Linked DNA regions of Homo sapiens: regions 2 and 3 are each linked to region 1. The links are chromatin contacts, found by Hi-C or POLR2A ChIA-PET in ENCODE. All regions are on one chromosome and are shown on one strand. The core of a region is the stretch at or near the end of the contact, and the rest is flanking DNA. Distances in the headings are between cores, read along the strand shown.

What was found. Hi-C counts contacts between places; a loop is a spot of excess contacts on that map. ChIA-PET counts read pairs that join two places held with the same protein, here RNA polymerase II (POLR2A). Pooled maps may share reads with other maps.
Region 2: a loop to region 1 is called in a map of prostate gland, with 11 times the contacts of the local background. The contact joins two enhancer-like sites. A Hi-C loop is called at or near these places in 21 of 168 maps with a recorded cell type or tissue (B cell, CD14-positive monocyte, GM12878 and 14 more), 24 of 37 single-sample maps with no recorded cell type and 19 of 50 pooled maps. POLR2A ChIA-PET finds 5 or more read pairs at or near these places in 15 of 52 experiments (A549, Caco-2, GM10248 and 11 more).
Region 3: a map of B cell shows a loop between it and region 1 (2.9-fold over the local background). The contact joins two enhancer-like sites. A Hi-C loop is called at or near these places in 7 of 168 maps with a recorded cell type or tissue (B cell, CD14-positive monocyte, GM12878 and 3 more), 31 of 37 single-sample maps with no recorded cell type and 15 of 50 pooled maps. POLR2A ChIA-PET finds 5 or more read pairs at or near these places in 10 of 52 experiments (BJ, CD8-positive, alpha-beta memory T cell, GM10248 and 7 more).

What each region holds. Positions count from the first base shown.
Region 1 is chr22:42,927,411-42,930,872 of GRCh38, forward strand. The region is part of intron 1 of PACSIN2 (protein kinase C and casein kinase substrate in neurons 2); the gene reads right to left. Among named protein-coding and RNA genes, the nearest start is that of ARFGAP3, 72 kb to the left of the region's middle. RefSeq lists a silencer at 3,397-3,462. Within about 2 kb of position 2,006, at least 21 of the 41 ENCODE cell types and tissues checked have a DNase peak (open chromatin) inside an H3K27ac peak, as active enhancers do; they include B cell, CD14-positive monocyte, gastrocnemius medialis and 2 more, where a contact is called at or near this core.
Region 2 is chr22:42,965,697-42,969,367 of GRCh38, forward strand. The region is part of intron 1 of PACSIN2 (protein kinase C and casein kinase substrate in neurons 2); the gene reads right to left. Among named protein-coding and RNA genes, the nearest start is that of PACSIN2, 48 kb to the right of the region's middle. Within about 2 kb of position 2,420, at least 8 of the 41 ENCODE cell types and tissues checked have a DNase peak (open chromatin) inside an H3K27ac peak, as active enhancers do; they include gastrocnemius medialis, psoas muscle and sigmoid colon, where a contact is called at or near this core.
Region 3 is chr22:42,886,667-42,890,035 of GRCh38, forward strand. It overlaps PACSIN2 (protein kinase C and casein kinase substrate in neurons 2), which reads right to left. Exons shown (of 11, transcript NM_001184970.3): 5 at 1,977-2,132. Among named protein-coding and RNA genes, the nearest start is that of ARFGAP3, 31 kb to the left of the region's middle. RefSeq lists an enhancer at 3,120-3,179. Within about 2 kb of position 1,630, at least 8 of the 41 ENCODE cell types and tissues checked have a DNase peak (open chromatin) inside an H3K27ac peak, as active enhancers do; they include B cell and CD14-positive monocyte, where a contact is called at or near this core.

The sequences.
Region 1 (3,462 bases), core at 756-3,255:
ATTTTTAAAAATATTTTTAGTAGAGACAGGGTTTCGCCATGTTGGCCAGGCTGGTCTCAAACTTCTGGCCTCAAGTGATCCACCCATCTTGGCCTCCCAAAGTGCTGGGATTACAGGCGTGAGCCACCACGCCTGGCCCCAGTCTTTTATTTATTTATTTATTTAGTTATTTAGTTATTTAGTTAGTTATTTTTGAGACTGAGTTTTGCTCTTCTTGCCCAAGTTGGAGTGCAATGGCGTGATCTTGGCTCACTGCAACCTCTGCCTCCCAGGTTCAAGCGATTCTCCTGCCTCAGCCTCCCGAGTAGCTGGGATTAGAAGCATGCACCACCACGTCTGGCTAATTTTGTATTTTTAGTAGAGATGGGGTTTCGCCATGTTGGTCAGGCTGGTCTCGAATTCCAGACCTCAGGTGATCCGCCTGCCTCAGCCTCCCAAAGTGCTACAATTACAGGCGTGAGCCACCGTGCCCGGCCTCAGTCATTTTTAATGGCTGTAAAACGTCATGTCATGGTCCCATACTCCACTGAGCCGAGCCCTCATGTCCAGATGTTTGGGTTTCCAGGTAGTCCTCAGGCGGAGCCCAGGTTGGGGATGTCATGGCACATGCAGCTTCCACTTCTGTCCCACTGTTTCCCTGAGGCTCTCTGGCTCACACATTCCAAAGAGAGTTGAAGAACCTCTGGATACAGTTTAAAGAGCAAGATTTCAATCTGACATCCTCAATCTACACTTAAGGGGCAAACCATAAACCCTTGAGAAAGGACGGGAACACACCCGGAGAGGCATAGGAGGAAAATGGCCCAAAGAAACACCTTGGCTAAAAAATGTCGCTGCCTCTGAAGTCCTTAAAGTGATTCACTGTCTCTTCACGTGCTGAATCTGAGAGTGCTGTAGGCGATGAAATATCACCTGCCATCTTACACATGCATCAGAAATGGACAGAAGGAGGAAAGAAAAGAAGGTGTTCACATAAAACAAGACTTCAGTTGCTGTGGAGGCAGGTGAGCCTCACATAGCTTCTAATTTCATGCATCAGAGTACAGAAATCAGGTTGGTTTTGTTTTTATTTTTAAGAAACTTCAAATACATAAGCCTCATTTGTGAAATTTTAGATGTGAAACTCCTTTAATATGTAAGTTGTCAGAGTGTTTCACTGGGCCTGATGGACTGATGCTCATTAAACTCAGTAGATGGTGTTAATGTCTGAAGACAATGAAGTACACCCCAAAATAGTGGTGGAGGCACTTGTAGGTAATCAGGCTGGTGAAGGGAATCACTGGGTATACCCTACCTGGAACACCAAATTTAAGGAAAAATACACACAAATACATATACCTCTAAACAAACAAAATCAATAAAGCTACACTGAACATAATTTCATTTTTGATAATTCTGAAGTCATTTTTTACACTTACAAAGAGCTCTCAGTGCCAAAATTTAGAAGCCTCATCCCAAATTTGCCATTAAACAGCAATGGGACATTGGGCAAGTCCCTTATCTTCTCAGCATCCAACTACTTTCACATGAAAAGAAGAGAGTGGGATTCAACAAGCTCTTAGAGTTCTCTGAGTTTAAAATGTTTTAAGACAGCCTCCTATAAGCAGGAGATTATGGAAGAATAAACGTGAATTAAAGCCGAGTAATTATAAGAGTGTGTATGTGCAGTGAGCATGGCTGCAAAGATCCTCCCTACTTCATCAGATCCAGGCCTGACGGCCGCCCTGTGCAACTATACTCACCAGGACCCCAATGTCCGGGCTTGAGCTCATTATCAGGGTCTCACTGTGAAACAAGCCACAGTCAGCATAAAGAAAGTCCATGCTTCCCAAGCACGTCCACATCACATAAATTACTTACAATGTTGGTAACACAAGGTCTCATCTATGCTACAAGTCCTGCCCACATACAGAGGCTAAAATTTAAAGGGAAAGTCAACAGCAATTAATATTTGTATCTTGCAAAACCAGTAAAAAGTGCTCTGACTCTGGGTCCCAGGACTTCTCATTGAAGATGCTGTCAATAGCTTCTGAGAACTGAAACACAGTGACAGCACTGGGCTCAGTGGATTGTGAAATGTTCAGTGGGAGTGGCGTGCCTACGAATGGCTTGATCCTGCTTCCAAAGTACAGGCAAAAGAATGAGTATCTCAGAACTCCAAAACGATCCTGTCTGGTTTCTTTCCAGGTTCTTTTGTTCACCTTTTAGAATGGATGTCATACTAATCACACAGCTGGGGACATCTTTCCAATTGTGTGACGTCTGCTCCAGAATGATGGTCTACTTCAACTCGGACAAGGCAGGAGAGTGACCCGCCACCCGGGGCTCCAAACAGAGCCCTGCCCTTTCAGGTCTTCGTACCTCCCTTCACAGTATCCTTCTCCCTCAAACAGCCTCCCAGATGAGTGTCAAGATACTAATTATTCTTTAAGATCAAGATCAGATGCCACCTCTTTCATAAAGACTTCCTTTATTCCCAAATGTCAGCTCTGCTGCCTGGCCTGCCTGCCTGTGTTCCTCTCACACAGGGCTCCTTCCAATCAACCTCAGATGGAGGGCGGTCATCCAGGCATCTGTCTCTCCCAAGAGACCTAAGATCCTTGAGGGCAGGAACCACATGGAGTTTATTTTTGTGTCCCAATCCTAGCACAAAGTTCGCCGTGTTAAATATGAATGCCATGCTTTTCTCATCGCGAACCATGAGGTGACTTGGGAACAGAGCCATGCACAAAACGAGACAGAGGAAGTCTAGGTCTCTGACAGTGTGGTGTGCCCACCAGCCATGCCACCTCTGGACTCTGCAGATGAGAGGAATAAACTTCTCTTTAAGCCACTATTATTTTGAGGGTCTCTGTGACATGCAGCCTAACTCACACACTTTCCTGCTACCTGTGCTCTCTGCCCCAATTCCACAGCCACAACATGCAGCAGCACCAGGACCTCTGGGTTTGGGCCCTGGACACACTCAGCACCTTTGTCTCAGCTCTCAGACCTTCTCTGGACCCTCCTGTCCTCGTGTCTCACGCAGAGCCTAGCACAGATGAGGCACCCACTCAATCCTGACCCAAGAAGTACATGGATACCCACGTTCACACCACATAAACAAGGGAAAAAGTTATTCAATAAACTAATTTTGAAAATGATTGTCTTTTAAATTAATCAAAATGTTTCTAAAATGCATTTGGAAGTATGAAAGTAGGTCATTTTGAAATAACAAAAGGCACGCTCATAAAAAGCAAAAATACCTCCATGGTTTTGGTTATCCAATTTCTCAATCTGGTTTGGGTCAGTGGGAAAGTTTAAGAATTAAAAAATGAAAGTTTTTGACAGTTCAAGTTCAAAAGTAAATTTATAGATGAAGAAACAGAGGCATAAGAGTGTTTAAATAACGTGCCCAAGTCACACAACTAGTAAGGGGCAGAGCTTGGATTCAAACCCAGACCAGGTGCTCCAGAGCCTCCC
Region 2 (3,671 bases), core at 1,170-3,669, 39 kb after region 1:
TCCACTTTCTAACCAGGCTAGCTTGGGTTCTTCCCACTAGCACCGCGATGAAAGGCATGACAATGACAGTTCAGTGACCTGGAAGTGGCAGGTGTCAGCAATAGGTTTCAATGGCTGCTAGACAGTAAACCAGTAAAATTTAATATGATAATTTAAGGCATTAGTTTCTCTCTTCAAATAAGTAAATCTTAAATTCTAGAAACCTACTATAATCATAAATAAATAAATAATCATAAATAAATAAATAATCATAAATAAATTATGTGAAAATGTGATAGGTCAATCTTTTTCATATTTTTCTTTTGGCTGAGAACAGGGTAGTGGCTATTTGCAAATCCTACTTGTTAGCCTTTCATATGTTTCATGAACCAAGATGTAAATAGAGCCATCTTGGGCTGGGCGCGGTGGCTCACGCCTGTAATCCCAGCACTTTGGGAGGCTGAGGCAGGCGGATCACGAGGTCAAGAGATCGAGACCATCTTGGCCAAAATGGTGAAACCCCGTCTCTTTGAAAAATACAAAAATTAGCAGGGTGTGGTGGTGTGCACCTGTAGTCCCAGCTACTTGGGAGGCTGAGGCAGGAGAATTGCTTGAACCTGGGAGGCGGAGGTTGCAATGAGATCGTGCCCCTGCACTCCGGCCTGGCGACAGAGTGAGACTGCATCTAAAAAAAAAAAAAAGCCACTTGTCTTTACTCATCCAACACGTGTACATAAAAAGGAATAAACCAAGCCAAATGTCTAACATTCTCTATCAAAGAAGAAGGTCCCAGGACAAAGCAAAGCTAAGTATCAGTTCTATCTTTGGCAAAGGAGAAAATGTTAAAACCCTTTACATAAGCTTCTTTGCTTCTCTGGCACTTGTCCAAAGATTTTTTTAACAGTGAAGTGAGACTAATTAATGGAGACAGCCCAATTGAGGAAAAACTTGAAAGCACCAATGTGATAGAGGGAACATGTTAATTTTTTTCTTATGCATTTTATAGAATCCCCAAATGCCACAGAAGAAGCAACATCTAGATTTCTAGCACATCTCAGTTAAGATGTCACGCAGCCTCATGGTCCTGGCAACAGCTTGAGCCTTCTCTGGGCAACACATTAAAAATGGAAGATGATCCAAGAAAGATCTGAAATTCAAAAGGAATGTGAGCAAGGTTCCTGGTGAGTCTGTGGGTATTTTCAGGAATAAAGTCAGGGGCATGTTATGTTAATGTTTTATCGGTGTGATTTTTTTCCCCTCATTTATTTATAGTTTAATTCAGCCATCTGACAAATATTTTTCAGCACTGTCCAGGCTCTGGAAGTTACAAACTAAATAATTAACTTAAACGAACTTGTCCGTAAGCAGCTTCAAGTCTGGTAGGGTAGACGGACGAGTACCCAGAGGACCATGCAGGGTGACAGGTGCTCCGTAACAGAAACTAGGCAGGGAATGTGGAAGGTGGGGCTGGGACAGGGGGCCAGGAAGAGATGTGAGAAGATGCCCAGGAAGGCTGGACTCTGAGCTGAATCACGTAAACAAGGGCCGTGTCCTGCTGCACCTCTGGCTGTGGCCTCCCCTCTTTGGCTGGGGCTTCCTCCTCCCTCAAAGGAGAGCAGGGACCAGATAGAAGATCCCAATGTTACTGATCAGGGCTTTTTCCTGAGGGCAGGAAAGGCAGCCAACACAAGGCCGCCAACTTTATTTTGCCCCCTAAGGACATTTAAAAAAGAAAAAGACCTATCACTCCCATTATTTCATTTCAGACATTTTAACACCAAAAGACAGGTAATACAACCCCAGAATCAATGAAAAGCCTTAAACTAAAGATCTTTAACTTTGTAACAGAATAATTATACTGTTGGTGTTTCATCGTCTAGCATGATAGTGAAACTGGCATTGTGAGTTGGTGTTTAGAAACCCTGCAAATGGGCCGGGCGCGGTGGCTCACGCCTGTAATCCCAGCACTTTGGGAGGCCGAGGCGGGCGGATCACGAGGTCAGGAGATCAAGACCATCCTGGCTAACATGGTGAAACCCCATCTCTACTAAAAATACAAAAAATTAGCCGGGCGTGGGGGTGGGCGCCTGTAGTCCCAGCTACTTGGGAGGCTGAGGCAGGAGAATGGCATGAACCCGGGAGGCAGAGTTTGCAGTGAGCCGAGATCACGCCACTGCACTCCAGCCTGGGCCGCAGAGCGAGACTCCATCTCAAAAATAAAAAGAAATCCTGCAAATGGATGATCAAATTAGGTACTTTACTGAGTGCATATTTTATGACATTTTATACACGCTCCTCAGATCTTTATATACAATGATATACTCAGGATATACACTCATGATAACCTTGCAAGGTGGGAGTACTGCGCCAGTTTTCAGATGAGAAAACTACAGGTTTGGGGAAGTGGCTTGCCCACAGTTGCACAGCAATGGTAGCGCGGGAAGCTGCAACCCTGGCTCCCTCTGACGGCCGAGTGTGTCCTGGACCTCCACAAACAGCGTGACACTGCAAGACAGCTGTGGGTGATTGCAACGGCTCCTCCCAGAACTAAACATCTGTTTCACTGTTGTTGTTTTGGGGAAGGCAAAGGAAGAGTTCAAGTCTGCCACCTTTTTTTTCATAGTCCCTAATAACCAACTCAAACCCTTAGTGAAACCAGGAAGGGTATAAATATGTAAGAAAATGAAATCGTGGTGCCAAGCATTCCAGGACGCTACCATTATCTTCTCCCTTCTCCTTCTATATTTTGGATCAGTGCTGGGGAAAAAGAAAATGGGCAAGATGGGAAAAGAAATAGGTAGCATTTGAACCCTTATTCGAGATTTTCAATACTTGGCATGTGTCATGGTTAGTTTTAGAGTTTTAGGTGTCAACTTGACTGGAACACCTAGGAAAACCTAGAAACCTAGTAAAGCCTGATTTTGGGGTGTGTCCATGGGGCTGTTTCCAGAAGAGACTAGCACATTAGTGTGAGTGGATGAGGTGGGGAAGAGCCACCATCAATAAGGGCAGGCACCATCCAATCTGCCGGGGGCCTAAAAAGAACAAAAACAGGAAAAGGGCAAATGTGTCTATCAATGTCCTGGAGCTGGGATGCACTCACCTCCTGCCTTGGGCCACGGAACCCCAAGCTTGCCAGCCTTTGGACTCCTGGACTTATACCAGCGGCCCCTGGGTTCTTAGGCCTTCAGCACTGGACTGAGAGCTACATGACTGGCTTCTCTAGTTCTGGGGCCCTCAAATGTGGACTGAGCCCCACTACCGGCATCCCAGAGTCTCCAGCTTGCAGGCAGCCTGTCATAGAATTTCTCAGACTCTACAACCATGTGAGCCAATTCCCCTAATAAACTGCTTCTTATCTATCTATCTCCATCCATCCATCCATCCATCCATCCACCCTATTGGCTCTGACTAATACAGCCACGTAGTAAGTATACATCTAAAGCCTCTAGGCAAGTGTTACATAAATACAACTTAAAAGACATGGTCACTAACTTCTAAAAGCTTCCATTCTCAGTTTGAAATATGGAGATAATTATAAATAGAATACCAACTATAAACTTAAAAGTGTATCTCATTTTACAAATTTCTTTTCAACAAATGATCATGACATTACATGGTAAACTTTCTTTGTATTCTATAAATGTATTCCAACTAATCTGTAACCTCATTTCAATTGGAATTCTTTTCTG
Region 3 (3,369 bases), core at 380-2,879, 41 kb before region 1:
ATGTTTCCCAGGCTGTGTGCTGGATTTTGGAAACTGCGTCAAGAAGGGTGGTGGGGAGGGACTGGCCTCCTCTCCAGAGCTCTAGGCACACAAGGACCTCTCATATCCTGCAGTCACTGGCCAGACCAAAGAGGCAGGGAGGGTCCCAGGAGGGAACCCACTACAAACTGTCCCAGTCATCCTGCCAGGCGCTTATGTCCAACCTCGAGCCCTGGGCCTGTTCTGCAAAAGCCTGAGTTGATGTTCTGGGTGGCTGTCAAACATGAAAGGCCTCTTCCTCTCCATCTCTGTCTCCCTTTCTCTCACACAGGCACGCCCCCGCCCAACATGGAGAAGCCCCATCTTTCCTCTAGGCACCTTTTTGGGCACCTGATTCCCTGGGATTCTGGCAAAGGCCCGAGAGTTCTCCCGGACCTTGTGCTTCTTGAGCCCAGGTGCCTCCCACTCAGTAGTTGGTTCCAGGCTCCTCACCTGATCCCACCGTGGAGGCACCTGGGCTGCTTCAAAAGCCCAGATTCCTGGCTCCAGCAATGGGAGTGAGAGGGGTTTCCCAGAGGATTCTGACACTTGGTCTGAGTGACGAACTCTCGTGTAGATGACGTGTTCCCCTTGCTACACCGACGGCATAGCAGTGAGGAACAGTGGAGAAAGGGCATATGTATGGGCTTGAGGTCAGAAGTTCCTGCTCTCACCTGCTGGATGGCACGTGACTTAACCTCTCTGATCTTGGTTTCCTCATTCACAAAACAGGGATGCCACCACCTAACTGACAGGGGCCAGGAAAGGCTGGTGGGTAGTGAAACCAGCTTAGGCCTCTTGCCTCCCCTCTGCCCATGTCCTCTTCCTGGAGTGCAGCCTCTCTCTACCTCATTCCGTCTCTCTCTGCAAATCCTGGTTGGGAATCTCCTCTCCAAACACCGAGGCAGGGCAGGCCCTCGGCAATCACACCCCCCAGCCCTCACCCCTCATGGCTGACCAAAGGAGGGGAGGTGGGGCCGAGGGCTGAGCCCCTCCCTTCCTGTGAACTTTTAAATCACAAGACGATGACGCTGTCTGGTTTTAAGTCCTGTGACTCCAGGACCTTCCAGGCAGAATCACTTATCTACACCTGCGGAGCATGTAATAGTTTACACAATGATTTCTCATTAACCCATGGGGCAGAAAATCTCCGCTTCACAACAGAAATGGAAGGGCACCCATGATGCCACAGTGCCTGGTCACGGTCTCTCCTTGGCCAAAGACCACCCTTCTGCCACCCCTGGCTCCACAGCCTCTGCCTCACTTTCGGGGCCTGTCACTGTGGAGACTGCAGGGCCCCTCCATCCTCCCTCCCACCTGGCTCCCCCAGACAAGCGCTCCCAGCCTGCAGTCCCTCCCCCAGGTCTCTGCCCCCAGCCCCTCTCCCTACACAAGCAGAGCAATCCTTCTAAACCATCTCACCCTCCTCACCTCCTCCCTGATCCCACCCAGGCTCAGGCCTTCCTGAGTGGCTCCTGGTCAGCAGCATCCTAAGCTCCTTACTCAGCCTGGCTGTCCAGGCCACTGGTGATTTGGTCCTCATAACCCTCCATACCAGCTCACACCACACCCATTCACACCCACCACTGGCCACAACCATTCACACCTGCCACCAGCCACACCCATTCACACCCACCACTGGCGACGCCCATGTTGGCACAAGCAGCTCCCTGCAGCAATCCCAGCTGTCCTTGTGTCTCTGAGCACCAAGAGCTGTCTCTTACCCCTGGCTTGCCCAGAGCCTGGCTCTGTCCCTTGACTGAGCAGGTACAGTGGCTATGGTGAGGCGAGGTGCTAGGGCACTCACCTGTGGCCTTCTTGAGGACAGGGGTGTGTTTTATTGGTTATTTATCCCTCTATCCACCCATTCACCCAAGCAGTTACAGAAGGCTATATGCCAGACACGTCAACAACTGACACGGTGACACTCGACGTGTAAAAACAAGTGTACAGTTTACCTTAAGAACATCTTGCTTGCACTTTTCTATTTTGTCTTGCAATTTCTTGAGCTGTTCAGGGTTGAGGGATGGGTCTGCCTTGCTGTTGGCTTCTCGTGAGATAGCCAGCTTCTCCTCTTTGCACGCTGCATGGTGGGCTTTCTTTGCTGCTTCTACCTACAGGGAGAATGAGTTCCTGAATGCCATGTCACTGGGAGTTCAGGATCCTCACTAGAAGTCACACAGACCATGGGAATGCTTGTGCTACCAAGAGGGGAGAAAAAGGCAGGTACAAAATTGTATGTATACTATCATAGCAACCAGTCACAACAGGAACGCACTCAACACATATTCATGGAGTACTTGCTTGTCCTGTGCATGGTTCGAGGCACCAGGAACACAGCAAGAAACACAAGGTCTTTGTGAAGCTTTCATTTGAGTTGCAGGAGGCAGATACAGTATAGGAAAAGTTACATGCCAGAGTCAATTAGAGGGCATTAAGTGTAGGGGAGGACAACTGAGACGGAGCATGGGGTGGGTGGAGAAAGCCACTGAGATGACATGGAACACGCACATGGAGCACGCACATGGAACACGCACATGGAGGGGTTATGGGCATCCCAGGAAGACCATGCCAGGCCGCAGGATCGGCAAATACAAAGAAAGTTCCAAGGAGGAACCCAGCATGAGAGAGAGGACCATACTAGGGGGCAGGGCCATCAGCCACATTTCCTCTGGTTTTAATGGTTTTTACACACACACACACACACACACACACTCTTAACAGATCCTTCCTTATTTGAGCCAAAGCCACAAATTTCATTCTAGAGGGAAGGAGGAGTTTATTAGCAAAGGCCTCATGAGACACAGACAGTTTCATTATGAATGGGGCCAGGGACAAAACAGAAGAGAAAGGAGATGTGACAAAAGCTAAGACACAGAGAAAAGGAGACACAGAGAAAACCATCCGGAAGGACAGAGGCATGTTCTGGATGATTCTGAGGCGGAGGAAGGCAGCGCAAGGCCAGAGAACATCTGGGTGTTGGGGGTGGCACATCTACCGTCTACTCCATTCCAGCTAGGAATGGGGGGCGAGGCTGCAGGCAGGGGCGGGGCACACAAGCTGAGGGCTGGGGTGGACAGATGACAGCCTCCAACTAGCCAAGGCTCGACAAAACTCAATGGCTTTGGTTGCTACTTTTAGAAAAACAGGTATCAATGTTTGAAATTTTGGGATAAAAACCTATGCAAGAGAAAGAAAAATGTAAACTAGTTCTTTCTATCGTCAAAGGGACTTGAAAAAAAAATAAAGTGAAAGCAAGTTTATTGAGAAAGTAAAGGAATAAAGAAAGGCTACTGCACACGCAGAGCAGCCAAAGGGACTTTTTTTTTTTTTTTTGAGACAGAGTCTCCC